7 separate regions of the Mus musculus genome follow, and regions 1, 3, 4, 5, 6 and 7 are each linked to region 2. The links are chromatin loops, found by intact Hi-C in ENCODE. Cell type or tissue: left cerebral cortex. All regions are shown on one strand. Region 1 has its middle 33 kb from the start of Gm24274. Region 2 holds the start of Npy1r (neuropeptide Y receptor Y1). Region 3 has its middle 50 kb from the start of Gm24677. Region 4 overlaps Naf1 (nuclear assembly factor 1 ribonucleoprotein). Region 5 has its middle 59 kb from the start of Npy1r. Region 6 has its middle 80 kb from the start of Npy1r. Region 7 has its middle 85 kb from the start of Nat1.

What was found. Peaks named below come from ENCODE experiments on the same cell type or tissue, not always from the same donor. Only the 100,000 strongest peaks of a DNase experiment are listed, where the experiment ranks them.
Region 1: it touches region 2 in a loop (16-fold over the local background); 2 of 42 quality-filtered maps call a loop at or near these places.
Region 3: it touches region 2 in a loop (6-fold over the local background); 5 of 42 quality-filtered maps call a loop at or near these places.
Region 4: a loop joins it to region 2, with 3 times the contacts of the local background. A loop is called at or near these places in 5 of 42 quality-filtered maps.
Region 5: it touches region 2 in a loop (5-fold over the local background); 3 of 42 quality-filtered maps call a loop at or near these places.
Region 6: a loop joins it to region 2, with 5 times the contacts of the local background. A loop is called at or near these places in 4 of 42 quality-filtered maps.
Region 7: it touches region 2 in a loop (7-fold over the local background); 13 of 42 quality-filtered maps call a loop at or near these places.

Annotation. Positions count from the first base shown.
Region 1 is chr8:67,177,977-67,181,976 of GRCm38, reverse strand. No RefSeq gene overlaps it. Among named protein-coding and RNA genes, the nearest start is that of Gm24274, 33 kb to the left of the region's middle. In left cerebral cortex, no CTCF peak of the experiment used is centred here; DNase peaks (open chromatin) are centred at 44 and 1,794; H3K27ac peaks cover 349 bases.
Region 2 is chr8:66,695,547-66,699,546 of GRCm38, reverse strand. It overlaps Npy1r (neuropeptide Y receptor Y1), which reads right to left and starts at 2,125. Exons shown (of 3, transcript NM_010934.4): 1 at 2,025-2,125. In left cerebral cortex, a CTCF peak has its summit at 2,424 (motif pointing left); DNase peaks (open chromatin) are centred at 722, 1,009, 1,608 and 2,326; H3K4me3 peaks cover 2,814 bases; H3K27ac peaks cover 1,888 bases.
Region 3 is chr8:67,326,804-67,330,803 of GRCm38, reverse strand. No RefSeq gene overlaps it. Among named protein-coding and RNA genes, the nearest start is that of Gm24677, 50 kb to the right of the region's middle. In left cerebral cortex, a CTCF peak has its summit at 2,125; a DNase peak (open chromatin) is centred at 2,153.
Region 4 is chr8:66,874,393-66,878,392 of GRCm38, reverse strand. Naf1 (nuclear assembly factor 1 ribonucleoprotein) reads right to left here. Exons shown (of 8, transcript NM_001163564.1): 3 at 633-726. Among named protein-coding and RNA genes, the nearest start is that of Naf1, 16 kb to the right of the region's middle. In left cerebral cortex, no CTCF peak of the experiment used is centred here; a DNase peak (open chromatin) is centred at 1,899; H3K27ac peaks cover 1,176 bases.
Region 5 is chr8:66,754,317-66,758,316 of GRCm38, reverse strand. No RefSeq gene overlaps it. Among named protein-coding and RNA genes, the nearest start is that of Npy1r, 59 kb to the right of the region's middle. In left cerebral cortex, no CTCF peak of the experiment used is centred here; DNase peaks (open chromatin) are centred at 277, 1,466 and 2,008; H3K27ac peaks cover 1,525 bases.
Region 6 is chr8:66,775,085-66,779,084 of GRCm38, reverse strand. No RefSeq gene overlaps it. Among named protein-coding and RNA genes, the nearest start is that of Npy1r, 80 kb to the right of the region's middle. In left cerebral cortex, no CTCF peak of the experiment used is centred here; a DNase peak (open chromatin) is centred at 1,660.
Region 7 is chr8:67,403,700-67,407,699 of GRCm38, reverse strand. No RefSeq gene overlaps it. Among named protein-coding and RNA genes, the nearest start is that of Nat1, 85 kb to the left of the region's middle. In left cerebral cortex, a CTCF peak has its summit at 1,513 (motif pointing right); a DNase peak (open chromatin) is centred at 1,522.

The DNA of each region.
Region 1 (4,000 bases), 480 kb before region 2:
TGGCTGACGTCAATGCTGGTTGCTGTTTTGGGTATGAATAATGTAGTGTCTTTTGTTTCTAAAAAAAAAAGCGTCATGTCTATAAGACCACACTGGCTAACTTAGCTTTACAGTCGAGTAAAATGCCAGCCGCTTCACAGGTCTTGATGCACAGATGTTGGCTTAGAGAATGCCCAGGATGCAAATGAATCTACTAGAATAGAGCTGTGTCCACAGCTTATTTTAGCACCCTTATTTGATGGTGTATAACTAGAAGCTCTGGCAAATTGTCGGAATACATCTTTGCACCTCAGCACTTATAAGGGAATGTTGGAAATAGCCACATTAAAATTGACCTTTCTCCAGTCAGTTATTTTAAATGGAAAACTCACAGTAGATAGATAATGACAATATAAACAGTTCTTCTTACTTTTCTGTTTATTTGTGGACAGAACATATTCCTCAAAATACTTTAGTAACTATTGAAAAATATTCTCTAAATGAAGGCCTGAGAAAAAGGATACATCTCTATTCACAATGTGCTAACAATGTTCATAAGTTAGTGTTTCATAAAATATGTCAAAGCTAACTGTGTCCTAGAAGCATCTCACAGTAGGTGTTTTGGGCATGGAAATGTCAGAACAATAGGGCACCAAATTACAAAATGCTTAGCTTTACTTTCTGGACAGGAAAATGTCTTGAGCGTGAACACCAGTGTTATTTACAATTACTGAAATCTGTCACAATAACTTTCAGGAAAATTATAGATGTTTTTTATTCAGTACCATTAAATACTCAGAATCTAATTAACTCTAAATGTTGTCAGTCGGTTTTTTTCCTTTATTCTATTTAGCTGTCTATTAGATTTAAGCCATGATATCATAACATCAGAAAAGTCTCTAAAATTTTAATAAAGCTACTCTGTATATCAAGGCTTTATATGCCCCATGCTACTTAATCCCTAACTCTACATAATACTATTAAGCCCTCTGAGGTAGGCATTAAAGGATAATCACATCTTTCAATGAAGGTTTTCAAAGTATGTTTCTCCATCATTGTTGGTTGTCACAGTCGGATGAAAGCTAATCTAACAAGTCTGGATGCATTAAACAGCCTTCACATTGATCAGGGTTTGCTGGACCATTGTTTAATGGTTTCTCTTAAGTGTATGAACTTGTTTGTGAATAATTGTAGGTTAACCGTATGGCAAAGAATTTGGGAACTATGTAATTTAATAATCACAATAAAACTGGTCTAATGTGTGCATTTGTGTGTGTGTGTGCTCACACAATGCCTTCATCTTATAAATTAAAACAGATTTTGGATAAATCATGAGTTATTTCATACGCTTATACAGTGGACATCAAAGAGGTTAAATTTTATATGTCATGATGGAACTGAGGGAAGAGCTGAAGCATGTGTCAGACACCCTGTTCAAATACCGGGAAACACCAAACATGACTTTTAAATTTTGTAACATAAAACAAATGTAGTCATCATACAAATATTGCTAAAATTTTGGAGACAAACAAGCTCCTTGGCATTTGGTTGAAATCACAAAGTGATAGCTTATAGCCAGGAGAATGGGAAGGTACTGTAATCAGAGTGGATTTGAAAACTGCTTTTCTTTCTGCACTGTTCCTTCCTCTACTCATTGTCCATATTTTTCCTCATTACGCAGTCAAGCCTTAATGTAAGAGGGGAATTTTGAAGCAATCAAATGCATCTCCTTCAACTTGATTATTCTTTGTCTTTCTAAATCCAATTAAAAATTACAATTCCATGAAAGCTCCTGGACAGAAATCAATGCAGGAAATGAGCCAGCGGGGTATGCTGGATCTTTGCAGGTGAGGCTCTTGCCAATAAAACACAGCATTTGAAATAAGGGAAGAGAAGTGCAGACTGCAGTTCCTCACATACCAGTGCCTTTGCAAGTTAGAAAGGCAAACAGCATAGCAGAGAAAGATCCCAGAAAATACTATAGAGGAAAGACAGTCCAATAGGAGGAACAAGGCTAAAGTATGTGTACTGGCTGGTTTTGTGTCAACTTGACACAGCTGGTGTTATCACAGAGAAAGGAGCTTCAGTTGAGGAAATGCCTCCATGAGATCCAACTGTAAGGCATTTTCTCAATTAGTGATCAAGGAGGAAAGGACCCTTGTGTGGGACCATCTCTGGGCTGGTAGTCTTGGTTCTATAAGAAAGCAGGCTGAGCAAGCCAGGTGAGGCAAGCCAGTAAAGAACATCCCTCCACGGCCTCTGCATCAGCTCCTGCTTCCTAACCTGCTTTGAGTTCCAGTCCTGACTTCCTTGGTGATAAACAGCAGTATGCAATTGTAAGCCGAATAAACCCTTTCCTCCCCAATTTGCTTCTTGGTCATGATGTTTGTGCTGGAATAGAAACCCTGACTAAGACAAATTGGAACCAGCATAGTGGGCTATTCCTGTGACAACCTGACCATGTTTTGGGGAGGATTGTTGTAGGACTTTGGAACTCTGGGTTTGAAATTCATTCGTTGTGAAGAGCTCTATCAGATGTTGTGTAAGAGCTTGGAAGATAATGTTGAGAACAGTGCAGAAGATGGAGGTCTGGCTTGTTGTGGGGAGCGGGTGTGGCGGCAGTCCCAAAGGCGCCAGGGACTGCAGCTAAGTCATATGACTTGCACCTGACTTCCTCATATAAGACACAAACATCTTGAGTGCTGCGCAGGTGTACCAGGATACAGGTGAATCCATTTTGATGGAGATTTGCCCCTGCTGCCCTGATTAGCTGAAGCTGCGTGCCTGGTGAGGTGGCGTGGCCTGCTGTGCGTGGATGTGAACTGAGAGTATAAAAGAGTGAGAGGCCCAGGGTTCGGGGGAGATATAAAAACAAGGGAGATATAAAAACGAGGGCGATATATAAACAAGGGAGATATAAAAACAAGAGAGATATAAAAACAAGGGAGGGAGATATAAACAAGGGAGATATGGAGAAAGAAGAAACAGGACTGAATAAACGTGTGCAGAAGGATCCTGTAGCAGCGTCGTTCTTCCTGGCCAGTTGAGCGCGCGCAACAAGTGGTGCCGAAACCCGGGAACAAGAAACATCTTCAGGCAAGAGCGAAGACCCCCTGCTACAGGGAGGATTCAGAACTGCATCACGAGGAAGGAGTGGTTAATAAAGTGTTCCCGTAAAACAGACTGTTGAGAAGGATCCGGCGTGGATTCAGAACTCTTCAGCTGGGGAACGGTACTGATGAAGAGAAAGAAGAAAGATGAGGACTGAATAAACTGCTGTTAGAAGGACTGGTGGTCGCGTCGTTCTTGCTGGTCTAGAGCGGATGCGACAATTGGTGGCCCGTACGGGGAACCGACTCCCCCACCGAGTTCAGAACTTTCAGCAGTCAGTGGTTGCCGGCAGGGTAAGTTCACAGTGAGTGAAACTTGGGACCCCAGGAGTTTGGGAAGGACCTCGATAAAATAGAGGTGAGCATAAAGTTGCCAGGAAGTAGGCACAAAGTAACCCAGGAGTTTGGGAAGGACCTCGGATAAAATAGAGGCAAGCATAAAGTTGCCAGGAAGTAGGCACAAAGTAACCCAGGAGTTTGGGAAGGACCTCCGATAAAATAGAGGCGAATATAACGTTGCCAGGAAGCAGGTACAAGGTAACTAAAGGTTCATGGCTTTGGGACAAGTTAAGGTTCCTGGTTTTGGGACAAGTTAAGGTTCCCGGTTTGGGGACAAGTTAAGGAACTATGATAACCTCAGTGTAGTGATCAATAGATCCTCGCTGTGTAGTTATGCTTTTTTCTCCCATTGACCCTTTGTGGGTAGGTCTGATAGTTTTGGTCTTGTTTGTTCTGATATATGGACTCTGTTACTGTTTGAAACTGTGTGTAGAGGCAGTCAAGACAGGTCAGAAAATCCTTATAGAGCAACAAGAAAGTATGTCAGAAGAGGAAAAGGGCTTAAAAAGAAAAAGGAAAAAGAAAGGAGACACAATGTTATCAGGTGGACAGAAAGGACAGGACAACAGAGT
Region 2 (4,000 bases):
TATACAGAAAATGCAGAGTATCCTTATTTTGCTAAGTATGGGAGCAATAGCCATTTCAGTTATGGAAAACAGTTGCGTGTTAGATACAAGTTACATTTTGTTTACCTTAGTAAATCTCCGAGAAAGAATAAAGGTCAGGAAAGTAGCAGTACTTTTCTACAGAAAGAGTTTGCATCTCACTGTAAAAGAAAACAAGCTGGTGTTTGCTCTTCCGTATATCTCAGATATGTATGTCTTACAATTGTAAGTATTACAAGAATTAAAGAGCAAATTTCAGTACAGCTGCCATGGACCTTCCAAGACATTACATACATTAACAGTTGGCAAATTGATTCCCTCTTCCACCCTTCCAGGGCAGTTCCTCTTCTTCCTTCTTGGAATGCTGGCCCTTCCTGATCGATATTCACAGTGCTGTTTCTACCATAAAATACAGCTCTTGGGGCATAACCTGCTCTGTGTGTGTGTGTGTGTGTGTGTGTGTGTGTGTGTGCGCGCGAGTGCATGGTTTTCTTCAAATTCCCTCATTTGTTTGGGAAAAAAAGATAAGCCGTGATATACACAGCCAAAGTTACTGCTAGCTTATCTAAACGACTTACATAATTCCCTGTTCCTTCTGGGGAATGGGGGAAGGGCTTGTTCAACAGTTAGCTGCCTATTGACAATTATAAGGAAACCCTAGAAAATGGTATCGAGGAAGAACATTCTGTCTCTTGGATGGGCAAAGTATTGGGCTTTCTGCAGAAGTAGTCCTCTCTTCTGTGCAAATCACAGAGCACTCCAATTAAAAGAACAGTGGAAGTAGAAGACACACCTCATCTCCATTTCCTCTCCCCCCCCCCCTCCTCTCCTCCCCTTTCCCGGCTTTTCATGCTCTAGGTCCTAGAGTCTAGGAGTTAACCAGAGGGAAACTTGGTACATTCAATCAAAACTTCTGTTTTCACTACCCTTTTTTGTATTGTATAACTATGTGACTCTCCCTGATTACCCCCATTCTTAACTCCCCTCCCTGCACGCGCGCGAGCATACACACACACACACACACACACACACACACACACACACACACACACACACACACGGAGATGGGGAAGAACGGAGGAGGGGAAAGACAACTAATTTATCAGGGCGCCTCTACCCGAATGAGAGAACAGAGCAGAAATGAAGGAGCCCAATTGAACATGCAAGGCTCGAATCGGAGGCCAGTCCGTCTTTCTCATAAGCCCAATAAGGGTCCTTCCTACATTAGCATCTCTGCAATCTACCTGGGGAGCAGCAGATTATCCTACTAAGCACTAAATCCCCCCTCCCCCCTCCCGCTTTTAGTTCATCCTTAACCTGCTAACCAACACAGTTAATTGCCTTTTAAAAAGGAGCTGAGGTGTTGGGTGGTTAAAACTACTAAACAAGAAGACAAGGCACAAGTCTTGCAAGGTGCACTATACAGCCTGAAAGAGGGGTATACAGGGGAGTGGGTCAGGGGCTCTCCCATTCTGGGCTCCGTGTCTCTGGGCACCCCACATTTTCTCACGTGGTGGGAAGCAGGACAAATGCATCTGAGAAAGCTGGCGTCCCCACCCCTGCCCAATGTATCTTCTCTGGTTACCCGGGAAAACTCCTGGATTTCTAACTGGGCAGAGGCTCCAGCCTGCTACAGAAAAAAAAACGAGGAAGACTATCTTGGTTCAGGAAAGACCAACAGGGGCACCTCCCCTGACTTCTAGGAGAGTAGGAGGAGAGGAAAACTTATTTCCTTCTGGAACCCCCAAGTGCAAGACGCCAGGATGCGCGAACTCTGAGAGATGTACACTTTCCCTTTGAGGTCTCACATCCATAATGCCCCAGACCTGTCCCACAATCTAGATTATACTACCTCCTGCTCCGACTGGGAGTCAAACCGAGAAGCTGACTCCACGCCCGCTCCATTCCCAGGACTGGATCAGACACCCGCATCTTTCCTCTCATACCTCACCCCATCAATAAGAGATTTCTCAAAAGTCCCTTAAAAACACTAACTTGCAACTTACCTTTTAAAGAATGCGTCTGTTCACCTCTGTTGAAGCGGGACGAGTGTCACTGGAGGGAGAAAAGATCTGTTGGTATTTCTCCTGCTCAAACCCTAAAGATTGAGGAAGATAGGAAGAGACGCCCCCTTAAAGCCGAACTCCACCTCATCCAGGATCATGTGATGGCACCCCACGAGGATCACCCAAGGTTTCCCCCACAGCCTCCTCCCAACACCTCGGATGCACAACTCGGAGGTGCGTTGCCTAGGAATTCTGGAAAGAAAAGCAGTTAAACCTAAGCTATGTTTCAGACCCGTACGCACGGAGCTCTCACCCCACTAGTCCTTGACTCAAGCAAGGCGCATTTACAAGCCTGTTTTAAAAGTCAATGCCACCGCTATTTCTTTTGTCTGCAGGTCAGTGCCATCTTGTGGCGAAGTCCTTTTCCTCTGAGAGAGTCCGAGCTTTAAGCTGAAGTCAAGAATGGAGGGGAGAGCATATTTACGGGAAGGGGGAAAGATGCACTTCATCGCAAAGCCTCGGTTAATGGGTTCGCCGCCGCTGCTTTTGTGACGCTCAAATATTCCGCACGCCAGTACCGAGAAGTTATTTTCCCCAGTCTAGGAGAACAAAAAAGAAGTCCTTAAAAAAGCCAAAGTAGCGGATCTCAGTTGAGAGCCTTTGACCCTTTTTTCTCTTCACTAAGAAAATGCATTTGAGTCAGATTTGTTCTCAGTGACTAGTTCTTTTTTCAAGGGAGCAGGAAACCGGGCCCGGGGCACGATGAACCCAGCATTTCCCTGTTGGTCAGAAAAAGTCAATGCAATTTCCCCGGTGATTTATCTGCTACGGTATGGAACATTGTGGGTGTGCTCAAAAGACATGGTCCTTGCAAATCTTGTCCTTGATATTTGATGGTTCCGGCTAATTATTGATTCACTGATTTCATAACTCACATGGTTTCATTGCACTTTGAAAAGTCAAGGCTGAGTAATGTACACACAACACACACACACAGGTGCATACACACAGAATTTACTTATCTAGGAACTACAACTTGTTTAAATTCAAACTGTTAACAAGTACCGAATCTACAGATGTCGCCTAGGATGCACACATTTCATTACAAAATAACAAAGATCATTTGCCTTCAAAGTGAAATCCCAATGAAATCCCATGACATGAAATCCAATGAAACTTGTACTATTAAGAAAAAATTTGTTTTCCTTTTCTAAAGGTTAGCTTGAATAAGAATTATTTACCAATAAAAGTTTGGTTGGATTCATACATAGAGATGTAGTTGATATGATCTCTGGGATTTGTTTTGTGGGAAAGCTAACATATTCGTAACTGGGCACATTTTTCTATGATTGGAAGAGGATTATGATCTGATTGAAATGTACAGTGTTTGTAGGACAGCAGATATGCATGTACGTTAAAACCCTCTAATGGTTTAAAAGCAAAGTGTCACACAACTAATCACATGAGAACGGAAATAGGAAGAATTCAGGGATTACAGTGCTCTCCCATCCTCCTTTAGGAACACTCTCCTACTCACTGGTCTACTCTGCCCCTCTAAGTCACACTGGTCTTAGGCAGTTTTTTTTTAGTCTGTCATGAGAACCACAGGGGAAATGGTTCAATTCTTTACCAAGATTATGTCTTCATGGGGCATCATTCATGCCAGGAACTATTTTGAATTTGTGAATATAATGTGGACTTGGGTACTTAAGTGTTTCCAAGAATACTAGTTAAGTTTCTCTAAAAGGTCTGCATTAATATGGCCAATTGCAGTTGGTTTTATTACCTTAGTTTCTATGAGACACCCCCTCAAGACACATTTATAAAGCTGGGTTTCTGAGACATTAACTTCACAACTCAGTCTTTCCAGGATTATTGCTCTCCAAAGATTTTTATGACAAACTTTATCGTATAAAGTTTGGAAATGCTCATCAACGGCATAATTATATTACTTTAGCATGAGTATTTATTGAAGA
Region 3 (4,000 bases), 630 kb before region 2:
AGGGTGGATGAGCAGTGGGGAATGGAATATGGAGTTTAAAAAATAAATTAAAAATAAAATAAATTTAAATAAAAGAAGAAGAAAAAAATAAAGAATCTAGAGACCACATCTCCAGGCTAAAGATGTTCTAGCAGCGCAATCCTAGTAAGATCAGAGGAACTCTTAGCAAAGATAAAAGTGATAAGAGGTTGTTAATAACGAACTTAAGGTATAATGTACATAGAAAAAAGAGACCAGAGCTGAGAAACAGGGTTAGGATGAATGATGATCAAAGCATGAAATTTCAGAGGGTGTTGAACTCTTATGAAAAGAAGGCTCAGGGTTTGGGGCTTGTCATGAGCTGGATAAACACAAATAGCCTAGGATTTATATCTTCAGATAATCGTAGTGATAATTACAGTTATGGCAGTACAGAGTTGTTTTAAAAATAAGTACTGTAAAATACTATCTTGCATGCTGGTGGAACTGGCGTAGTAGATAAAGTGTTTGTTGTGTGAGCACAATGACCTGAATTTCGAGCCCCAGCTTCCACTTTCAAAGTTGGACATGGTAGTGTGTGTGCCAGTAATCCAAGTGCTAGAGAGACAGAAAAACATCCCTGGCCAGCCAGTTGAGTTAAACCAGTGAGCTCCAGGTTCAGTGAGAGTCTGTCTCAAACAGTGAGTTGAGAAGCAACTGAGGAAGATGCCAGACATCAATCTTCGGTCTCCACATGCTTTCCCCCACATATCAATACATGCACAAACACCACATACACACATAAATTAACTTGTTATGTAAGTGAGAAAAATGTCAGTGCGAGGAAAGAATTTTATTGCATTGAAATGATAAATTAGACACAAAACTTATGAATAACCAATGCTATTATTTAATTCTAAATTGGAAAATGATGTATTCAAGTTTTATTAAGAATTATAGCCACTTTAAGTGAGTCAACTAAGACTTAAGATTTACTACACTCAATTTTAGCTAAATCAGAAGGCCAATAAAAATAAATAGATCTTTAATATAAGCTCTTAAACCCACTTAAAACAGGCAAGCATTAAGCACAAGCAGCAGGCTATAAAGTGACTTCACTAATAAGCTCAACTGAAGGATTCACTAATTGACTATTGTGAGCTTTAATGCTAATTTTTAGAATAGGAAAATGTGAATGCTTTTGTTCATTTATTTAGTTGCAACCTATTCCTATTTCATGAGTCTTTGGGATTCTAGTCTACACTATAAAGATTACGAATTTTGTGGCCTGACTCTCTTTATACCAATTACACATGCTAAATCTCTCAAAGGAGTGTGTATCCAGGGTATATTTTTCAAAGGTGACACAAAATGGAGATCATGTGATGGATAGCATGTACAAGAGAAATGATTCTGTCTGTTTCTTTAGGCAGGATTAGCGAGCATCCTTGCTGATTGCCAGTGAGCTGTTTGCTTGCTCAGCCATTAGCAGATCTCAGATGTCTGAAGATTACTCTAAACAGTTTTAAAAATTATAAGAAGTTCTCTAAGCCATCATTTTAATTTAAATAACATTGGAAAAAATTACATTAACATTCTAAGAATGTCAGAGAGTGCTGAAAGTGTGAGCGTCAGAGAGTCTTACCTGAGGATAGAGGTTACCTCCCATGTTAAGGACATACTTCGATATAAACATAGAAGTTGTGATTGCTCTTTGACATACATCCATGAGTCTGTCACCTCTTCCAAAATGGATAACACATCTGCCCATAATTAGATCAACTTTGTTCATCCCGATAGTGTCAATCAAGGGACTGAGTGAAGGGAAACTGAAAGACTCATCCTTTAACTTCCACTGGAGTTAGCATTTGCATCATCAAGAGGAAATTAGCAACAGAGCAGTAATAACAAAAACATACACACCTGTACCTCTCAAAATATCAGAAATCAATACTCAGTTATGCAATTGTAAGTAAGACAAGTCTGTGTTCCCCAGAATCTCTGTATCTTCTTATGTTGAACTCACTCCAAACAACTACTCTTATGCTTTTGCCAACTGAGTGCTAATGGTGATGGCTTTTGTTTCAAAATCTTAGGAATTTGAATTCTGCTACTGAAAGCCTTCAGGCAACTTAATTTGCCTCTGGGAATTTTGTCATCAAAACTTCTCACTAGATGACAGTGTTTTACCATCAAAACTGTTCCAGGCTGCACAAAAAATTCTACCCAGTGGTTCCCTTCTCCCCTGAGAAGTGAACTAGCTGCGATACTGGGGACTTCTTTGCAAATTTCAGATTGTGCCAAGTCTGAAATGGAAAATGTTTGTCTCTCAGGGCCTGAGAGAAATAGTGATTTTAGTGACTGTAGTTGTTTGCAGTATGTGAAACGTTGTGAGCCTTTTCTCCCATTCTTCAAAGAACTATTCACAGTCATAACTGCTAAGTCATATAACTCTTTTTATATATCAGGAACCATTCTAGTAGTTTTCTCAGTAAGTTTAAAATTCAAACCAATTTATTCATTAACTACTTTAAATTAATAAGACTAGTACAGAACTAAGTTTCAAAAACTAACATAGCAAATATTATGCAAATTAAGCAACAAGGCAGTTAATAATTGTGGTTGTTGCTTATTTGGTACCTTCAGCTCTCTTCTGTCAGGTCCAAAGAGTAACCAATTTCCCCCAAAGGAGCAGGCTCACTATCTTCCTCCAAAATTGAGTCTAGCCCAGCTCAAGCTGGACTGTAGAAGGATTTCTGGTAATTAGATAAAAGCTAGCATTCCTCGGGAACATCTGAAATGCATTTCTGTCCTACAGAATCATCTCATTTGCCTCTGGCAGAAGGGATATATGCTTCTTCATATATACACACACACACACAGGCACACGCACACACAGTTGCTTATCAAAGCTCATGTTGACCTCCATTCTTCCTCAGTCTCTATTCACAAGTTCCTCTTGAACACCTCAATGCCCATGAGATCTTGGCCCTTCTTACCTCTTCCTCCTTCCTCTACCTTAAACTCACAAGCCTGCTCCCCCATCCCAGCTACTCACAGTCCATGAAACACATCCTGTTTCTCTAGCCCCGGGCCGTGTCCAGTCTTTCTCTTTTTTCTCTGCTCTGGACTCTTCCTGATACCTCAGGATATTTTCTCTCTTTTATCCACAGTGATGACACAGCTGTACCACTCTTGGGCATATACCCAAAAGATGTCCCACCATACCACAAGGAAATGTGCTCCACTATATTCATATCAGTCTTATTTGTAATATCCAGAAACTGAAAAAAACCAGATGTCCCTCAAGCAAAGAATGGATACAGAAAATGTGGTTCATTTTCACAATGGAATCCGATTCTGCTATTAAAAACAAGGACATCGTGAATTTTGCAGACAAGTGAATGGAACTAGAAAATATCATCCTCAGTGAAGTAACTCAGACCCAAAAGGACATGTATGGTATGTAGTCACAGATAAATTGAAAAAAAAAAATACCTAGGATACAAGCCACAGACTGTAAGAAGTGTAACAATCAGAAAGGCCCAAGTGAGGATGCTTCAATCCCACTTAGAAAGGAGAACAAAATAATAAGGAGAGGCAGAGGAGGGAGGGACCTGGGTGGGGGAACAGAATCAGGTATGGAGGGAGGACAGGTGAGAGGCCCAGAAGGCCAGGAGAATGAATAGGAATAGTCCTCGGTGGGTGGGAGGTAGGGGACCCACTAGAAAGTACCAGAGACCATGGAGGTGAGAGACTCTCAGGATAAAATGGTGGGGTCTGGGATGAACCTAACCAAAATGCCCAACATTGGAAGAGGGAGCTCGAAGAGTGCATCTCCAGTAGACAGACAGGGCCTCACATGGAGGGCTGGGTTACTAACTCACAGTCAAAAACTCTGACCGAGAATGGTTCCTGTCTAAAAGAACTGCAGGGACAAAAACAGAGAACAGACTTATGGAAAGTCAGTCCAATGACTTGGCCCAGCTTGAGATCAGTCTCATGGGGTGGGGGAACCAAAACTTGACACTATTACAGATGC
Region 4 (4,000 bases), 180 kb before region 2:
CCCAGCAGATGCAATGATGGGTGCAGAAGGGTCAAAGAGGGTTAATTCTACCTTTAAGCATGAGGCAGGTGGATCTCTGAGTTCAAGGCTAGCCTGGTCTACAGAGTTCCAGGCCAGCCAGGGCTATACAGAGAGACCCTGTTTCAAAAAAAAAGCAAAAAGCAAGCAAGTAAACAAACAAAAGAATGAAGAAGAGAAATAAGAGACAAGGAACTTGTGGGCTGTGCCTAGAAACAAACAAACAAACAAACAAACAAAAACCAAAGAGAGGAGTCCCCATGAGCCTAAGAAAGGCTGTAGCATTCTTAGACTTACTTCTGAGCTTAGCCTTCTAGAACCAGACCTATATTAGACTACTCCACAAAGCTATTAGATAGAAAATTTATACTGTTTTTAAGTCACAAAATTCGTCTGAACTTGTTACAGCCAATAAAGTAAACACAATTAAAAAAATTCTCAAAAAAACAAAAATAAGAAAAAATATTTAACTAAATATTTACTAATATACTTTCAAGTTTAATGACTAAGATAAAGTGTACATGTTTCAAAAAAATTTAATACATCAAGTCCTTGACCTTGACATTAAGTGCATTCCTGAACATCAATTTTATTACTATAAGTTACTTACATACCTAATTGTTCAATAATGCTTGAAACCTTCCCAAGAGGCTTTAGTGCAATGTCTTCAGGCAGAATTACAGTGAGTTCTTCAACAGAAGGTAGTTCCTATAATATAGTGGAAAACATTAATCTTCTAGCAGCTTCAAAAATATTTTTTTTTAAAAAAGGAGATCTATTTTCCATTTAAAGTGCAATGCAAACTGTTGAAGATGGACAGTAGGATTAAAGCGGTCCCTTAGTGTCTCCTTTGCAGTAAGCAGCTAGTTGGACTGCTGGTTGCAGCTGACATTTAAGTGGCTCGGTGACTCTTTGTACACTAGCCAAAGAATATAGACTTAAACACTACGAATCACATTTGACAAGAGCTGACCTCTGTAAAGAAAAGCTGTATTAAGGAATCCAGAGAGATTTCATCTGAAGAGTTCTACTAAGAACTACCTACCATTCCTCCACAGCAGGAGGTTCTCTTCTTTGAGCTGTTTTGTTAATCTAGCTAATTAATGTGACTTTAATTATAGTAGAATAAACATCAGCAAACTCTCCTGGTACTGTGTGAAGCATGAAAGTCTGACATTGACAGCTATCAATCAAATACAGACTTCTTGGAAACAGACGTAGCCTGTAAAAGCTGAAAAGATGTTACCTCCTACCTTCTCTTTCCAGGTTAAAAAATAAGTTTCTTAACACCTACAGATTTCTTTTTTGACCCAACTGTAAACCATACCTCAGTTGCTATAGAAACTAAATACTGAAATAGATGAAATTAAAGCAAAATCTAAGAATAAAACTGACGTTAGCTTTCATATTAAGTAAACAGAGCTTTCTACTTTTGACCCTTGACTAAATGGGTCCCTTTCTGAAGGAGACCTGAAAGTGCAAAGCCTCTGTCAATACCCTTAGTGGTTATTGGTAGGATAATGTGTGGAGAAATGTTGAGAAAGATGAGAAAAATCTAAATAATACAAAGTATAATGCAAATGATCTTGGGTAGTCATTTTTCCCTGTGGGAACATACATTTTTAAAATAATTATTTATTCATGTCTCAAATATACTTCCTTCTGGGATATACTTTTTTTTTTAATCAAAGATTACTTACAAGGGTTTCAGCCAACAGTGCAGCAATTTGCCTCAGCAGAGTTAAAAACATGCCTAGTGTTAAAGGAAATACTTTTGTTTGAACTGTCAAATTTCTACTGACCATATTTAGGAAGAGAACAACCACCTGCCACTTTTGAAATGTATTATTTTATGTGTATGTTTTTATTACAAGTATGTGGGGGCACCAAGTGTATGCTTGGTCCCCAAGAAGCCCCGAAGAGGGCATGGAATCCCTGGACCTTGAGTTACAGATGTGTTCATCAAGTGCGTGATGGGAACTGATCCTCTTAAGGGCTGAGCAATCTGTCCAGCCCCCACTTACACATTAACACAACAAAGACAGAAGATCCTCCTGCTTTGAAAGTGTTAGTATGGTTATCAGACATCAAAAAGACTTTCAAATTAAGTCCTAATTATAAAATATATGTTCATGTTAAAAGAACAAAAATACCCTCTAGTAGTATAGGATACAAAGTAAAGAACAAATTCTCTGACCTCACCCTTCCCACACCAGTTAGTCACTAGCCTGGGTTCCCTTCAAATACATTCACTACGCAAATACAAGCTTTACCTACATGACACTTTCCACTCTATATCCTTGCTGCACGCTACGTATCTCCTTTACAGCTGCATATTTTACTAGACCAAAACATAAATATTAACCCAATCATACTTTATACCTACTATATGGTCTTATAGAGCTGTGCCATAATCTAACATAGTAATCATGAAATATATTTATCTACTCGCTAAAAATCTTTGACGTACATGTTTTTACATGACTGTGTGGCTCTTGTTGTAAGCAGACCTCCTATATTATCCTACATTATATCAATTCACATTTCCTACATCATGCCCCTGAGAAGTAAACCTAAAATCTCTACCAGTTGATATAGAATAAGATAGTATACCTTGTTTTTAAATATCTTTGCTTTAAACTTGACTGATAAGCAGGACTACATGTAATGTATTCAGTTTTCTTCTGGAGGATTTATCTTTTACTGACTTTTCTAAGAACTATGGACTTTCAAGGCTATTTTCCTTGTTTCGTATATGCAGCAAATCTGCTCCCCTTGACCCTTGTGTTGTCTGGTACACATCTGACACTTCTGAGTTGCTCAAAAACCCACCAGCATTGTTGTCACATCTCTAGTTGTAGGATTGCTAAAACTGTTTATTTGGTTCATTCATTATGCTATTCTTGTATAAAAGTAGAGCAGAAATTGGCTTTATCTTTACCTAAAATACTAGTAGGCAATCCCCACAGATTATAATCTTCCAGATGGACTTGAACAGCAGACTTTAACATATTAAATATACTTATCCTTGCACATTTCTACCAAAATCTCAGTTTGGTTCCACTGACCTGTGACACTGTCAGTATATTAACAACTATGGTGCTCATCTACTCAGGAAGAGCTAACTCCCTACAGACTTCATCAATATTTTTCTCAGTGGCATTTTTTTCTATTTGTTCTTACATGTTTATTTTACCAGATAAACTTCAGAATTGTCTTATTAGTAATGTTAGTATTGACTGAGATCACAGTATAGTAATTTTGATACCTACATTAGCACTTGGGCTTGTTATAAGCTACTTTACTAATTACTCGCTAACATAAATTCCTAGTATTTGGCCCCCACACCCCTTCTTAACCCCACTCCCACAAACTCAGTTCTCTCCCCTTCCTCCATGCTCTTTTAAGGCAGGGTCTCACTACATAGATCTGATTGTGTGGGAACTCACTATGCAGACCAGGCTGGCCTCAAACTCAGAACTCTGCCTACCTCTGCTTCCCAAGTGTGTGTGTGCCACTCTGCCCAACTTTGATTCTTTACAGGAATGTAACTGGCACACTCTCTGCGGCATTAGTGTTTTATGTTTTCAGATTCTTACCTGATGATTCTACACTTCTCCTCCTTCAAATCACACTAACATTCTATTCATTTTTTCCACATCCCTAATGAGAAGATAAACCCAGTAACTAGGACCTAGTCACCAGAGCACTCAGAACGATGACTAGCACATTCATTATATACTTATTAAATAAACTGATCCATGTTACCACTCCAAACTAATCAAAGATCTCAGAAGTCAATGTTCACTTTAGTCAGAGGAAAAATCAGAAAATGAAAATATAATTTAATATACAACCCTCAAGAAAGGAAAGACACCTGAACCCAACCACCTCAAAATAAAATAAAAGCTTCCTAAGAAAACTTACTGCCAAGAATGATGCATAGACACATCTAGCCACAGCTGCAAGCATTACCACAATT
Region 5 (4,000 bases), 59 kb before region 2:
CCAGATCTGAGCTGGCCAGCTCTGTCTCTAAGCTTGTATGGTCAGAAAATAGAACTTGATTCTTAGCCTATGATTCATTAGCTTTTTAGCATCTTATAAGCTTCTGTCAGATGATTTCAATGGTACTTGTTCATGTTAGTCATGGTTGGGTATGTATAATGTTGACCCTGTACTATGACCACCTTGAGGAAAGATCCTGTCGTTCATTCCCTTCCAGCAACAAGTCACCATGAACTGTTCCATCCCTTCCCTCCCTTGAAGCTACCACCTCCCACTGCCTCTAGCTTACCATCTGCCTGCCTTTCTCAGGCCTGCACGTATCATAAGTCACATGCTATACCTCTCAGGTTTAAGGAGAATCTCTGTGTGTGTGTTTCCTCTATTCTCTCCCACTGTTTCCAGTGCTTAACTCAAGTGGTTGGTTCCTAGTGAATACCTCTCAAATAATGGAAAACAGAGGAGCAGAGTATATTATATTAGCATTGTAGGGAATACTGTTTGAAACCAGGGACATTTATTTTGCATTTGCTTTCAGTTTCCTAGTAGAAACAAACAAACAAAACAACAACAAAAAAATGGGTTCCTATTTTTCCCACTATTTGGTGTATGAATATTTATGTGCATGTGCACGCACGTGTGTGTGTGTGTACAATGTTTTAAGTAAGGAAGGATGTGGAGTCCACTCACAGAAGGAGGAACTCAGAAGGTGAGCATCAAACAAGCCCATCACATTTCACTCGCTGTTGTCTCTTATACAATGCTGGCTTAAGGCCTAGTGTGACCGTTTTCTCCGTTCCCCTTTCATCTACCTCCAGATCACTTGTCCTTTTGTCCTCCTGTTTGTCTCCCTCCTCCAGCTTGTGAAATGGATCAATAAAAGAAGCCAGTAAAGATATCACTCTGCTCATAAAAAGCCAAAAGTTAACTGGAACGTGCTGAGTTCTGGATTATTTGGTTAATGTATGGACACAAAGCACATCCTTCTTCAGGTGCCTATGGGAAAGTTCTGATGGAAAGTATTGGGCTACGGGAGCGGGCTGTTTCCTAGAACTGGATCTCTCATTGCCAAAGAAACATGTGGCCATCAAGCTTGTCATGACCTGATGAGCTCAGAGACAATCATCTTCAGTGATTCTATGGTTCTTACATTTCAGATGCGTGATTTATAGCTATTTCTTAGAGCTTTCTTTTTAAACGGTGTGTGTGTGTGAATATGGATGGTGTGTGCATATGGAAACCCAAGAACAACCGTGAGTGTTGTTTCTGAGGAATCCTCTATAGTTTCTTTGAAGCAGTGTTTCTCACTGGACTGTGGCTTGCTGGGTATACTGGTCTGAGTGGCCAGCTAAGCCTCGGAAGCTGCTTATCTCCACATCCTCAGTGCTGGGATTATAAATGTGGGACATCACAGGAGGCTTTTCAATGGGGATTCTGGAGATCCAAATCAGGCTCTCATACTGCAAACAGGAGGCAGTTTACTGAGTCATCTCTCCAGCCACCATTTCATAGAATTTTGCATAAACCACATGGTATGGAAATGTGAATTCAAAAGGAAAGGCATTTGCTGAGAGCTGCACCTATTGTAGAGCTGCAGCTACACAGCTACCTTGTTTTAGGTCGCTTGCCTTCATTTTCCTTATTAGGGAAATAGAAATCAAAATCATACTTCAAAGAGTTGTGTGGAATGGATATGTAAAGATTAACACAGTGTCCAGCACCTAATTAACATGAACTAAGAGATGACTCTTGAATGTGGTATGAAATTAAATACTACTTGAGCCTTGTGCTTGTGAGTCCTGTCTCATATATGTACACATACATGTGTTTCACTTCCTCCATTGCTCTGTTCAGGAGAGACAACCATGTGTACATTTTTCGGAGGAGATAGCTGACACTCATAAATGTAAGTGAATCATTCACCCAAGGTTATCCAGATGGTAAGTGGGAGAGCTGGGATGTGAGCCCACGCAATGGGCTCAAGAACCCATATTCACAAGCACTGTTCTTTATATAAAAACCATGGTAAAGGTTTAGAAACAAGAGACACTTGAAAATCATCCAGGACCACCTATCATTTATAGATGTGGAATGTGGAGGGTTCCACACACTGGGTCAGAGCCACTGTGAATGACAAGGAATAAGAAACATCTAGTGGTGTCATGTGTGCATTTATAGCCTCTTGAAGAAGAGAAGCATCCCCAGGTGCCACAAACAGTCCTTAGAGGGCCTAAACATTTCAAGGAGAATAAACACAAGAACATTTGCTTTAAGGAAAAGTTTCAATGTGGTTTAAACAGTTGAATAAATGTGTGATGTGGATTAAACCCGGCCTGCAAGAATTCTGCTTCATCCACTGCATTGGAATGAGACTAAATGAAGCAGAAAAAACAAGAGAAGATGAGACATGCTGTTGAATCCAGTTTCAATTGTTCACCATGCACCAAATAACGGAAAGTATGGCTGCTGGAATTTCATTGCCAACCCAATCCATCACAAAAACAAGCGAGAAAGGAGGAAAACATTTCAGTTCTGACGTCTCTTTTCTGTCCAGTTTGTTTTTTGTGATAGAGCCTCTAACTGGCTTTGAACTTGCCAAGGGAGCTAAGTTGGCAGGCTTCTACCCCAGGCTTTGTCCCCTCCTCTTTAAGTGCTAGGCTTATAACTCCACTCCACTGCATACGTGTGTGTGTGTGTGTGTGTGTGTGTGTGTGTGTGTGTGTGTGTGTGTGTGTGTGTGTGTGTTCTGGGCATCCAATTCTTGTTCAGTGAGCATTTTAGCAACTGAGTCATGTCCCTACATGGCATTGTTTTAGTAAACTACAGTTTATGGATATTCAAACTCCAAAGGCAAGGTTTGCCACCAACTGTAACTCTGATTCAGATGTGCTGCCACAAGACAGTGGCACTAGTTTGTGGCTTTAGGGAGAGTTGCACAATTTGAGGTATTATGTCCAAGTCTCTTACTAATCACTGTCTTCCAACTGGACAATACAACATTGCCTGGGTCACTATTAGAGTGGCATAAAACTATTAGAGTTCTATAATTTTTTGATTACCACCAGAAGGAGAGGAATTCCCTTCTCTTGACTCCTCTTGGTGAGGTTGAGGATGGGTTCAGGAAGGACCTGACACCTCCTTCTGGCCTGCTTCGATACCTACACGTACATAGTGTCCTTGCACACACCCAAACACACATACACTTTAAATGAATAAATAAATGTTTAAAAAAAATAAAAGATTGCTCAGAGGCCAGCAGATCTATGTGACTTTGAAGCTTGCTTGGTCTATGTAGTGAACTTCAAGGCCAACCAGAGCTGTAAAATACTGAGAGTGTGTCTCAAATAAACAAAACAAACGTAAGAAATTTAAAAGATAATTCAAAATTTCATCCAGTTTTTTCATGCAGCAGTAAGTCACAATGTGATTGTGATTGTGTTTTTTTTTCAGATATGGTTGGGTTTTTTTGTTTATTTGTTTGTTTTTTGTTTGTTTGTTTTTTGTGTTTTGTTTTTTCAAGACAGGGTTTTTCTGTATAGCCCTGGCTGTCCTGGAACTCACTCTGTAGACCAGGCTGGACTGGAACTCAGAAATCTGCCTGCCTCTGCCTCCCAAGTGCTGGGATTAAAGGCATGTGCCACCACCGTCAGACTCAGATATGTTTTTTTCTACATGACAGACTACACACACATACATACATAAATACACACACATGCACACACACACATTTATACACCATTTTGTAAATGGATTTTAATAAACTCTATTGGTTATTAATAAGACCAGCCAGCCCCCAATAATTGAGGCAGAGTCCTGTGGACTTTTTAAATTGACTTTGGAACAATTACTGGGTGATTTTTCAATATGGTAGACTGTTATTTTCCCAGCTGTGTTCTCCAAGTACTTGCTGCATGAATCTCACCCTGGTTAATTTTGCTCTATTAGCCTGACCTCAGGGTCTACTTCTCCTGACCATGTTCTCATGATCCACATCTTCTCATGG
Region 6 (4,000 bases), 80 kb before region 2:
AGTCTATTAACCTCCCAGTAGCTTCACTCTAGGGCCTACAACTTTCATATGCAGGCATGGTAGGGAGCATTCTTCTAAAACTGTGGTACTGAGTAAAGGAGAGGATGAACATGGTTCTAAGACAGACCAGATGTTCTATGCTAAAGAGCTCTGGAGGGTCTGCCATGGGAACAGATGGAGGAATAAGTGTCTGAGGTTAGCACTGCTAAGGGCAATTGAGCCAGATTTTGGACTAATATAGGATTTCTCAGATTTACTTTGGAACAAGGAACATTGAAAAGAATAGTGGAAGGTTCAGAATGTAATATTTAAAGGCTAGTACATGTAGCTCAGGTGGGAGAGTATTTGTCTAGCAAGGTGGTGCCTGAGTTCAATACCAAGCAGTACATAAAATCAGTATGGTAGTGTTTGCCTGTAATTCACACTTTGGAGTTGGAGACAGGAGGACCAGAAGTTCAGGGTTCGAGTCATCCTTAGCTATATAGTGAGGTCAAGGCTAGCCTGAGAGAGAGAGAGAGAGAGAGAGAGAGAGAGAGAGAGAGAGAGAGAGGGAGAGTGAGAGGGAGAGGGAGAGGGAGAGGGAGAGAGAGAGAGAGAGAGAGAAAGAGAGAGAGAGAGAGACTTTAAAAAGGCAGAATATATCACTCAAAATAAGCAATTTTGGCATTAGAATTGTTTTGAGCTAGAGGAATTTGCGTTTATGAAATTTCTTTGGCTGGAAGCAGAGGCTCCAATATGGAGTTGTCATTTACCTTCTCCCCAGGAGCAGTTTAAACCTCAGAAACAAAATGTTGGCACCATAACCAAATGTACCTGTCATTAGAGTGTCACATCTGCCTCCTTTTCTCCTAACAACCCAATATCTTCCTTAGAACATTTGGTTTCTGAAACTCTCCCTGATGGTTAGATTTCCTAGTGCTGGAAGGTGCTGTTCAGACTGCTCAGGGAGAAAGACATAAGTGGTTTTTACCCAATGGTGGATCCTGCATCCTACAGCTATGACATACAAAATATCTGCACCAGTGCAATAATGTCAAGAGTGCTTATGGGGGTAACCAACCACTCATTTAATTGGATTTGAGGCCTGTTCCACAGGAGGGAATCATCTCTGCCTCCATAAACATAGCCAGAATCCACAGGTAGGGAAGTCAGAGACTAATGGGAAAATCCTATGATGTTTTTTAAATAGTCTTGCTGTCAATCTGCCTTCTAGATATCTAGGTTTGTATCCATAAGTTTGTGCTTCTCTCAGCCTTAGGCAGAGCTTTTGCTGAAGTAAGCAATGGTTAATACAGAGACTTGAAACTCTTCAAATTGCTGAGAGTAGCTGAGTGAGTGCTCCCCATAGGGCCAGGAACCACTCACCAGAGGGTATGGGAAGAATGTGAGAGCCAGAGGATGGTGAGGAGGACCGTGGATTGCTGTCCTCTGAGCTTGGCATGCTGGTGCACACATGAACTCATAGCGACTGTGGTCATCTGCTCAAAATTAAGCCAGTAAAATTCCCGCACGTGGAAAGGATCAGTTGACAGCTGCTGGGGATAGAGAAACACACTTATTTAGGGGGTGGCCACTGGCTGGTTGCCCATGCCGCCGTAGATGAGCCACAGCCATGCACATATGGGCAGCAATAATTGGACTCGGCGAGTTATAAAAAGTATTTGCTTTTTAAATGAACTGACCTTTTCTCTCTCTCCATTTACCATACTAAATTATGTATGTAGACTTCAAATTCCAGCCACCCTTTTGGCTCACTCATGTCTGGCACTGCACACGTTCAAAAACATCTGTTGGTAATCTGTCTTTTGTTCATTGAACTTGCAGCACGCCAATCAATGAGCCTAAGATTTCTCTATGAGGAAACATTTTCCTCTCCCGCTCTGACAAGCAGCGGGTGTATGAAGGGGAGTAAGTAGCACGGCATGGTCAGTCTGAAAGCACAGACTCCGTATCTGCTAAGGACTGCTTCCTTCAGCAACGTAAACACCTAAAGTGTTTGGACATGACTAGCAAGTGATGTTTGATTTCTAAAATCTGTTCTTGTGGATCCCACCTTGTAGGTCTAAGGCAAAAAAACAAGAAGAGCAGCAGTTTGCGGGAATGAGGAGCAATTATTTTAATTTTTACTTGGAATTACAAACTGACAATGCAAAGCTTTGAAACTATTCCTTTAATCCAAACTCTTAACTATTCCTTCCTTCCCTCCCTCCCTCCCTCCCTCCCTCCCTCCCTCCCTCCCTCCCTCCCTCCCTTCCTTCCTTCCTTCCTTCCTTCCCTCCTTCACTCTCCTCCCTCCTTCCCTCCCTCCCTCCTCTCTCCTTCTCTCCTGCTTCCCTCCCTCTCCTCCCTCCCTCCCTCCCTCCCTCCCTTCCTTTTCTTTCATTCTTTTGTTCTTTCTTTCACTCTGGAAAGCCCAGACATAACCCAGTTATTATTATGCTGAAACATACACATTGACTTGGTTGTGTTGGAAAGTCCTGGTAGGTCCACTTAAGACACCTAGCAGGTGATCACAAATAGAAATAGAGACTCTATGAAAGGGTGGAGAGTCAGTGGCTGAAGGATAATGACTTAAGCAGCAGGTGCTTGCTGATAGGCACAAAAGTCTGCATTCCCTCTCTGGCACTATATCAAAAGCTGGGCACAGTGACACATTTGTAATCCCTGTAATGGACAGCTGGAAGCAGGCTGGTCCTTAGATCATCTAATCCTAGGTTGTAGTGCAACCCTGTCTCAAAACTGTAATAATTTGCTTCAGACAAATGACACTCTAAGTTGAGCTCTGACCTCCACAGACAAGCACATGAACTCACAAATGTAAACATGTGCACAGACACATGCAAAATAAATAAATATTTTTTTAAAGAGTAAACTTGAAGAGAAGTTAAATCTATAAATCTAAGATCTCTTTTTTACAGAATCTACTCAGTTAAGAGTAGGTAGATAGGCAAGAATAAGGAAGGCGGACAGAAGATAAATTCTTCAGTGAAAGATAGCCACAGCCAGCAAATGAAAGCAGGGTGTTGATCACTGAGCATCACCTGACCCAGAAAACTCACATTTGAACAAGTTCATTTTTTTATTATTTTTTTTTACTTTCTCCTTTTAAAAGATTTATTTACTCTATATATGTGACTGTTTTGTCTGCATGTATGTTTGTACTACATGTGTGCTATATCCACAGAAGCAGAGAAGGGCATTCAATGTTTTGGAACTGATTCATGGGTGGTTTTCAGCCACCATGTGGATGCTGGTAATCAAATTGGGTGCTCTACAAAAGCAACAAGAGTGGTGCCATCTCTCTAGTCCCTGAGCCAGCTGTTATATTCTTTCTGAAGTTTATTACCCAGGAGTGTTGAGATAAATGATCCCTAATTGGGAGGTGTTTTCTAAAAACATTAAATGCATTTTTCTCATGTAGTTCTCGCAGTTCCATGAGACAGCCACTTTTATGACTCACATGTGACTTACGGATGTGTAAATTGATGGAAAGGAAGTTTGAAATCAGTGAGGAGACTAGCTGGGCTCTGGAATAAAATAATCTGCTCATTCTAAGTACAGATGCTCTTCCTTATCAATGTCTCTGACTTGCTTTTCTCCTGGAATCTATCCCAAAAGACAGGAATCTCTCGTATGTGATGCATATAAGAGTTTGAAAAAAAAAAAAGTCACTTAATAAAATGTATTTCCTTATATTTTTCCTGTGGTGGAATAGAAAACATACAACTTACTGTCATGTTTTCAAATAAAGAAAAAGAAAGAACACAGAAATTTTAATTTTTAGTTAACATTTTATTTATGTATTGTGGGATAAAAATGTGGGATAAAATATGTAATGTGAGTAAAATGGAATAACAGGGTCTGAAGAAGTAAGAAAACAAATAGAACCCAGGGAGAAGAAAACAGATGAAACTGTGAATTTGAAATTTGACAGTTATTAAACACCTAAGTATCACCGTATGTTATATCATCATTGTCTGGTTTCTCACTAAGAACCAGT
Region 7 (4,000 bases), 710 kb before region 2:
GATGTGGAGCCATGTTCACACTCAAAGCACACACCATGACGTCCTTCATAGCAAAAGAATTCAGAGGGCTTCCTGCTTCTGTTAAGCACAAATGATAAGGTAGCTGAGTGGAACCCTACCCTGAAACTAACATTTCTACTATGCTTGGGCTTAACCTTTCTCTGTTCCAGGCTGACCTCGAACTCAGGCATCTGTCTACCCTTGCAAGCATAAACAAAAATCTTACCTGGGTGGGATCTACTGCAATCACCACTTCCTAAATCTCTTTATCTCCTTCCTTAGTATCTTTCTGACAAGTTGGCTCATAGTTCAGCTTCCTTTGTTCCTTATATATCTGGGAAGCTCCTTATAGAATTCATATTGTACCCTTATATTTTACACATTTAAGACATTATATATTTCCTACTCGAGTTTTTAGAGTTCTTTTTTACAGCCTTAAAGGTTGTCCTGAAGGTCCCAGTGTTTACCAGTGTTTGCTAAAGACACAGACATACCCTGGACTCCTGTTCTAATTATCATGGAGTCATTCACTTTATAACAGCGAGGACCTTCCTTGAAGGAGGAACATCAAGTGAAATATAAAAATAAGCCTTCTGCTGCAGCAACCATTGACCATCATGGAAGCATATACCCTGATGGCTCTGTTCTGGGAGCAGGAACCATGTTGTGCTGGCCCTTACACCTAGCCATGCAGGACTCAGTATTCCTAACTTCTGTCTTACTATCACTCCTTTCTTGTCAGCAAAACTGTGTAACTGACACAAACTATCCATCCTATAGTCTCATTTAACAAAGAGGATCTCTTCAAACAAGAAGTATACCCAAACATTTTAACTTAATCTTTTAAGTACTTTGAAGAATGTCATTTCAAAAGTGACAAAATCACATATAGAACTATTGTGAAAACACCAAATGGTGATACTAAGTCTTCGCTTACCTTAAACACTGACTTAGCTCCAAGCTCACAGGTCCTGGAATCCCTTTTGCAGGGAAATCAAAATCCCAGCATCACTGAAAAGAGGTCTCCAAAGAGATCTTGGCTGCTGCAGCCAGCAGTATTAGGCTATATCTCTCACTACAGTGCAGGTACTGTAGGGTTGGTGAAATATCAGAGAATTCCTTAGTGATGGTTCTACGTTCTTCATTCCTCCTAGGAGTATAAGATTCAGGGTTTCCCTTACAGACAAGAGTGCTAAAAGTGATCATTAGGGTTTGGCAAGCTGTTTGGTGTGACATTAAAAACACCCTGTTTAGGGGCAAGATCACAAAGTCTCTGCTCATGTCACACTATTACAAGGAAGGGAGCAATCTTTTCCTAGCCATATTTAAAGCTTCTCAGAGCCATGGAAACAAATGAATGAACAGTGAGCAAGCCAACAAATAAACCCAAACCAGCCTCCCTTTCTTTAATTCTAAAACTTCGGATGGGGCAAACCATCCGAAAGTGGTTAGTTACCAAAGCAGATGCTTTGTCCCTGCAGAATTAGTGCCGAGTTGTGAAGCTCAAAATGGCCACAAGATGTCAGTACAAGCTCAATTTTATTAGATTTATGACTCCGAAGAAGAGCTCTGGTTTCCAAACCTTGACTTGATGGAAAAGACAGACCCTTAACTACAGAGGTCGATTTTCTATTCAGTGGCTGCGGTGAGCACCGTGTGTCAACTTGACACAAACTAAAATTCATCTGAGTGGAGGGAACCGAAATTAAGAAAATGCCTCCATAACACCAAACTAATTGATGGCGCGTGCCCAGCCCATTGTAGATTGTACCTTTTTTAGGCTGCTGGTCCTGGGTTTTATAAGAAAGCAAGTTGAACAAGTCATGTTGAACAAGGCAGTAAGCAGCACCCCTCCATGGCCTCTGTAACTCTTCCTGACTGCAGGTTCCCCCCGTTTGAGTTCCCGTACGGACTTTCTTCAGTGATGAACAGCAATATAAGAAGTGTAAGCCAAGTAAACCCTTCCCCTGCCAACTTGGCTTTGGGTCATGGTGTTGCATCACACCTATAGTAACCCTAATTAAGACATGTGGTACCAGCATAGAGGGGTATCGTGGGACAGACCTAACTGTATTGTTTTGCAGAGGTTTGTTGAAGGACTATGGAACTTTGGCCTAGAAAAGCTATGAAATGTTCAAAGCTTAGTGAGCTGCTTCATAGGATAAGAGTGTTGAGGATCATGCAAGCAATGGAGGCCTGGCCTGTCACGTTTCAGAGGGACGTTTAAACACTGTATGTCCTAGTTGAAAGACAGAGCTTTGAATTGTTACATATATATTACTACTTGTAATAATCTCTTTTTATGCAAATCATTTGTATGCTGAATTGTGTCTATTTAGTTAGTAAGTTAAGTAAACTCAGATGCAAATAAACAAAAAGCCATTAAGATAAAAGAAATGACTCTATTAGGACCGTTTTCTATTTTGAATTAGGATTCTGATCCTCTGATTAGCTGGAGCTGAAGATTAATAACAGACCAGCAGCATTGAAGTGAAACATTTTTGTTTCTAGGGCAATTTATTTTGGTTAGCTGGAGCTAGAAAAATTAGCAGTGGTTAAGAAGAGACTAACATCACTGAGGTGAATCTTCCGAGAAGTGTTTCCTCAGGGTCATCACACAGAAGCTGTGCTCCAGTAGCAGCTGAGGTTGTAACTTGCACTGTCAACTGAACTTGGTAGTGTGAGTCATCCAGATGGTACCGGTTTTGAAGGCATGCAGGGGTCATGGAGAGCAGCTGAGGCTTGGCCCTATAAGAGGCTAGAGGAGGCCATTGGTGAAGGTACAGCCACTGTAGCATTAGAAGACCCAGAGTGAAAGAGTCACATACAGAAAATTTAAACTAACGCCTTGGTATTGGGGTTAAGTGAGTAGAGTGTTACTGCACACAGGCGAGTACCTGAGCTGGAAGATCCAGGACACACAAAGAGCCACATAGATAGTGCACATCTCTTATTCCACTTCCAGTTTGATGACCAGCTAGCCTGGGATGCACAGTGTTGAACCAGAGATCCTGTTTCGAAGAAGGTAGAAGGTGAAAATAAGCAACTGGGGTTGCCTCTGATCACCTCGCTGATGGATGGAGGTGGGGGACTTGAAGAAGCGACTTTAACCTTCTGGCTAATGGCAGATTTTCCCATGGAGGGTGGGAATGTCAATAGTAATGGGATCTCAAAAGTTTTAGATCTTGCCCAAAGTAACATTGTGAGGATGAATGAGGAAGACTTCTCTATCTAGCTCAGCATATCCAAAGAGACAGAGGGACACACAGGGTCTAAAACAGTAGCAAGCAGAAGTCTAAGAGGGGAATGACAGGATACTGGTAAAGTTCACTATTGATCCTACAAACTTATAGCAAGAATTCCAACCAATATTAAAATCAACATAGTCAAGAACAAAGAAAATCACAATGACTTGGGACTAATTAGAATTACAATTGGGGGAAAAAACATATCCAAGTGGCCTCAGAATTGTAATCAAAATTGCATGCTGGGTGGTAGTTACATCACCTGTTTGTCAGGAATTAGGATGGGTACTAAAAGAGTCTTGTTAGGAAGGAACTTATTATAGGGAAGAGTTCCTGAAAGCTAGATAATTGCAATTTAGCCTAGTCCACAGGTTAGCATGCGAATGAGTACAGATATGCAGGCAGTCCAGGTAAAAGGTAAGACTGCAGAGATGTCTGAACACGATTCAACGATGGCCTCTTGTGTTTGTTACTTTTCTGTTGCTGTCATAAAATACCACCACCAAAAACAACTCAAGGAAGCAAGGGTGTATTTTGACTTATGGTTCCAGGGGGAGAGTCCGTAATAGATGGAGAGGGCAGGGTCTGACAAGAAGGCAGCAACAGGAGGCTGGCTGATCAAATCTTTACTCATAAACAGGAAACAAAGGGAATAGGAAGTCTAACAAGGCCATACAAACTCAAAGCTCACCTCCAGTGATGTACTCCCTAGCACCTAAAGGTTCCATAACCTACCTATACATTAAAACCAGTTG